Linked DNA regions of Homo sapiens: region 1 is linked to region 2. Evidence: chromatin loops called from intact Hi-C (ENCODE). Cell type or tissue: Calu3. All regions are shown on one strand.

Region 1 (2,500 bases), 190 kb before region 2:
CCCCCAACATGCCAAGACTGGCAGAAATTCTGAGACCAGGTAAAAGATGCTGCGCCCCCTCAAGTCTGTTCAATGATCAGGCGGGGACTAGGGAATGCTGGTTTGACTGGTGGGCTCCTCCCCTGCCTTCTCTGTTGGGGGTCGTGTTTGCTTTGTGTTCTTGGCCACAGGGTTAGCAGGAAGGAGATCACCAATGCATCGTTGCATGTGCTGTTCTTTGATTTTTCTCCATTCTTCACCCTGGAAGAAGGAGTGAATTTATGGACCTGTTATGGACTGACAGATGCCCTCTGCAGAATTAGAGGCAGCCTGGGATGGAGGTTGGGTTCTGAGACTTACATCTTGAGCAGGATTTCTCAGTCTCAGCACTGTGACATTTGAGGCTGGATCATTCTTTATTATTATTATTATTTTGAGACAGAGTCTTGCTCTGTTTCCCAGGCTGGAGTGCAATGGCTGGATCATGGCTCACTGCGACCTCCACCTCCTGGGTTCAAGCGATTCTCCTGTCTCCACCTCCCGAGTACCCGGGATTACAGGCGCCTGGCACCACACCCGGCTAATTTTGTAATTTTAGTAGAGATGGGGTTTCACCATGTTGATCAGGCGGGTCTTGAACTCCTGACTTCAGGTGATCCAGGTGATCCACCCATCTCGGCCTCCCAAAGTGCTGGGATTACAGGCATGAGCCACCACACCCGGCCTGGATCATTCTTTATTACAGGGTTTTGTCCTGTGCCTTGTAGCGTGGTGAGTAGCATCCTGGCCTCTACCAACTAAATGCCAGTACCACCCTGGCTTCCCAGTTGTGACCATGAAAAACCTCTCCAGACGTTGCCCAGTGTCTCCAGAGTAGGGGGAGGGGCAAAAGTGTGTGGGTTGAGGAGCACTCATAGAGACGACTTCAAAGTTTTGGAGCACGACTGACTTCCTGCCAACAGTCACTCTGCCCCTCAGTCCCTTTGCTTCTCTCTCCATCCTTGCCCTTCCCATCTGTTCAATGGGCACTTCGATGGCCATGAACTAAACCATTTACTCTGTGAGTCAGGAGGAAAGCAAAACCCCAGCCACATCTCACGCTGGAGAAACAGGACTTTCTTTCCTTTCCCCTCAAAGTTCTAGTTTTCCGCAAGGTCCCCAGATGGCCAGCTGAGAGCCTCTCGTCCACTCTGCAGGCGGGGACAAGCAAGCAACACAAACACCCTCTGTCCTTCCTCCAAAGGGAGAAAAGAGTTTTCCTCCCTCCCTCCATCCTTCCCCTCCCCTTTCAGAAACTCTTGGGTTGTGTTCACCGCCACCCCCGCCCCCGCAACCCGGCCCCACTCAGTCCGCTTACACTGCCGACCCCTCCCCAGCCATTCCCCGTTCACTTCCCTCCCCTTCCCCTGGTACACCTGACTTATTTATTTATTTATGGCTGGAGTATTTGAGCTCAGGGTTAGTTCGAGTCTATTAAGTTTGCTCCTTTTCCTGCCTGGGAACCCGGGTAATGAGTAACCATAGCGTGCTTTGGGCAGCTGTCTCCGACAAACCGAGAGACGCCGTGGGAGCCGCATAAGGGAGCGTTTGTTCTGTGCCTTCTCAATAGTTCCTTGTGCAGGAGGCAGGGTGATGGGAGGGAGGGAGGGAGAAGGGAAGAAAGAGACAGACACTAAATCACTGCACTTTTGACAATTCCTCTCTTCTCTCCCACCACCCATCCTCCCCCACCTACACCGATCAGATCTTTGTGGTGGACTTAAGACTTTAAGACTTTTGTTGCTGTTTCCATGAGCCTGGGGAGAGGCTCCTGTGTACCTCGTGGGGGTACTTTTGGGTGAGTTGCAGACTATATGGGGCCTGAGGGCTGATTTTTAACATGGGGATGGTTTAGGTGTCCTGGATCTCTCCCACTGTGTGTGTAAATTAACACAATGCCTATTGTTCCCTAGTTCATTTAATGATCCAATAAATCTCTAGGTATCTATTCCCAACCTTGTGGCCTAGATATGCTATAAAGCTGTTTGAAAAGTGCTTTCATAAAGCAGTCCAAGTGTATTACGGGATTAGTCATATGCCCCACAATCAACATGGGACTCGTTAGGGCCTTCCTTGATTTGTATCATTATGTAGACAAGAGAGACAGGCCAAGAAATATATTGTACATACGGCTTTTGGAAAATATCCTAAGTGATAGCCACATTCATTCATTCACTGCATGGGGATTTAGCATCCACTATGTGCCAGCTGTTTGGCTAGGTCTCAGGGGCAACTACGGAAATGAACAGGGCATGACTCTGGCTCTCAAATTTGCAATGGGGTAAGGAAAATAAGAAAGAACCCATGTCCCCGAATTACGGTAATATAAGTTAAGCTGGAATATGTGCCATAAGAAAGGTACAAGCAGAATATCTAGAGAGAGGGGAGGAGGGAAGATGAAAATATTTTGGGAGCATGAAAGAAAGCTTGGCTTCAGGAGAAAAAGATGAAGGGCAGCCCCTCCTCCAGGCAAAGGAAAGGT
Region 2 (2,500 bases):
GTTGAAGCTGACTTGCTGCATCGCAGTTTTGTCCTTTAGTTCATCAGCTCTGGAACTTTCCACTTCTGGTGTTTTTGGTTTCCAAACAGAGGATTGAGGACGTATGAGAGCAATGTTTAGAGTAAGGTCAAAGATGAGGTGGATCTAACTGGGCCTTGGGCATGGGCGCCTACCTGTCAGACTCTGTCCTTCTCAGACAGCTGCCCAGGCAGGAGCTGCCTCTTGGGACAGTGAGTGGGCCATCTCCATTGAGAGAGTAGGGGGACAAAGGGAAAAGGCAGGGACTGGGTCACTCCTGGGGATGCTGTTTGACATAGACCATGAGGGTCAGCCCCACTGGGCCTGGCTGACCTGGTAGATGGGTAGGTCTAGGGTATGAACATGGATATTAGTTGGCCAGGGTGTGAGAACTTGTGTGAAAGGGTCGGCCCCTGGGTGACTCAGTCTCCTAGCAAACTATAAAAGGGAAGTGACTCATTTCCAGCCCTGAACAAGAACTCCTAAGGCTAGGCCGCCAGCACCTGTCTGGGACGTGGTTAGTTATTAACGCTGCCAGTAAGAGTGTCATGGGAACCAAACGCAGGCCTAGATGCCTGGAGGCAACTTGGCTTTTCACAGCTTGCAACTGTCCACTCACCTTCCCTTGCTGTGGCTCCTCTCTGCCTGACCCCAAATGCAGAGGAGCCCCTTGAACTCTTAGTTGCTGGTGGCTCCCCAGGTGCCTCTTGAGGGTGCAAATTCCACAGGGGTTGGGGAAGGGGGAAAAAGAAATGGGTTGGTCAGGGGAAATCACAACTTTTTTTTCTTTTTTTGTCCTGTTTAGAAGATCAGGTTCAAGTTGCCAGCCAGACTCTGGGCTTCCAGGAGGAGTGGGCTGTGGATGGCCTGGCCTCATTTGCATGTCCCTCTCCTCCCGGCCCTGCAGGTGCCACCTCCTGAGTCCTGGTTCCTGCGGCTCCGTCGAATCTGCAGTGAAGGCCTTTGGGAAGCGTGGGTTATGTGGGTCCAGGGGTCCCATCCTCCCGTGGAGGCCCTTGACCTGAGGATCACTAACTCACACCCCACCGACTTCCGGCCCCCAACAAGGGCAGTGTTCCTCTTGCTCCATTCTGCTCTGAAGTCCCCCAAACCGCTTCCTGGGGCTGCTTAGTGAAATACAAGGCTCATCTCTGAGGACCTCTACAGGGCTGGTGAGTTGAGCCAGGAGTTCAAATCTGCTCTGCCTTCTCCTTTCTTTCTCCACGTCTGGAAAAGTACAGAATGGGCAGCTTCTCCTCTCAGATCCCAAAAGGCATGTTTTACTGCTCCTGGGGGAGGCTCAGCCTGGGCACAAGCTATGTCTACTCCTGCCAGGGCCCTGCCCCTCCACTTCCAAACTGTCAAGCAGGAGGAGGGAGGATGATTGAACAGAAAGACACAGGAGTTTTAGTGAGTCAGGCTCCCCAGTGTCCAAAAAGGGACCCAGGGCCCAGGGGGAAGAGACATCCCTGGTATTTGTTGCCACCTTTGTAAAACCCTCAAGTGCTGGCAGGCAGCACAGAGGGAGTGGCGATGCCACTTGCCTGCCTAGTCTATGGGAGGAATTGGGACATGTGCTCCCTGGGTGGCCCTGAGCAAGCCATCGAACTGCTCCCCCAGAGTTTTCCCCATCTGTAAAGTGGGAATAATAACAACACCTGTCCTGCTTACTTGACAGGGTTTATGTGAGGCCGGCTGAGATCACTGAGCATGTGACAGGGCTTTGGGAGTGGTTAAGGGCCACCCAGATCGGGGTTGAGGCACCGGGGTGCTTATGGTGATTAGCAGCAGAGCAAGGCCTGAGGTCTGTGCTCCCCAGGGAGGGTGGCTTTACAGGCACCCACCTGCGGCTTAAGAGCTTCTTGGGCCTCCCACGGCTGATAAATCACCACCGGGTGGGTGTGCTTTGTCTGGGCTCCAGCATGAGCAGACAGCCTGCCCTTGGCAGCTGCAGAGAGCAGCTCCTCTGCCTTCTCTCCCTTTCTTAGTGGGTTGGGCAGGCGCAAAAATAGATCCCAGAACCCCATCTCTTAGGTTTTGCCAAGGGACCCTCCAACTGCTCATCTAGACATTCTGGTGGCATGGAGTTCCTTTCTCAGGTCACATAACCATTGGGGGTGCTGATTTAGGTGTCTCCTGGCATAGGATTTGCCCTGGTTTATCACCTGCTGCTTCTGCTGCTGCTTTTTAAAAAAATTGAAGATGGGGTCTCACCATGTTGCCCAGGCTGGTCTTGAACTCCCAAGCTCAAGTGATTCTCCCACCTCAGCCTCCTCAGTAGCTGGGATTACAGGCTCATGCGACCATGCCCTGCTTGTCACCTTGCCATCAAAGAAGAGAGACTTGCAGAAGAGTGTCAGATTCTATCCCATAGTGCAGTATACCAAGGAGGTGGTCTGCAAATGGCCATTGAATATACAAATAGTCTCAGACTTAGCATTTTCTTTCTCATGGTTTATTTTGCTTTGTATAGTTCCATGCA

Evidence for each region. Hi-C counts contacts between places; a loop is a spot of excess contacts. Peaks named below come from ENCODE experiments on the same cell type or tissue, not always from the same donor. Only the 100,000 strongest peaks of a DNase experiment are listed, where the experiment ranks them.
Region 1: a loop joins it to region 2, with 9 times the contacts of the local background. A loop is called at or near these places in 2 of 110 quality-filtered maps.

The regions. Positions count from the first base shown.
Region 1 is chr17:72,614,273-72,616,772 of GRCh38, reverse strand. The region is part of intron 3 of LINC00511 (long intergenic non-protein coding RNA 511); the gene reads left to right. Among named protein-coding and RNA genes, the nearest start is that of LINC00673, 23 kb to the right of the region's middle. In Calu3, no CTCF peak of the experiment used is centred here; a DNase peak (open chromatin) is centred at 1,422.
Region 2 is chr17:72,419,390-72,421,889 of GRCh38, reverse strand. It overlaps LINC00673 (long intergenic non-protein coding RNA 673), which reads left to right. Exons shown (of 4, transcript NR_152516.1): 3 at 824-1,190. Among named protein-coding and RNA genes, the nearest start is that of LINC02003, 78 kb to the right of the region's middle. RefSeq lists enhancers at 114-243, 294-353, 1-943. In Calu3, a CTCF peak has its summit at 1,180; DNase peaks (open chromatin) are centred at 519, 859 and 1,739.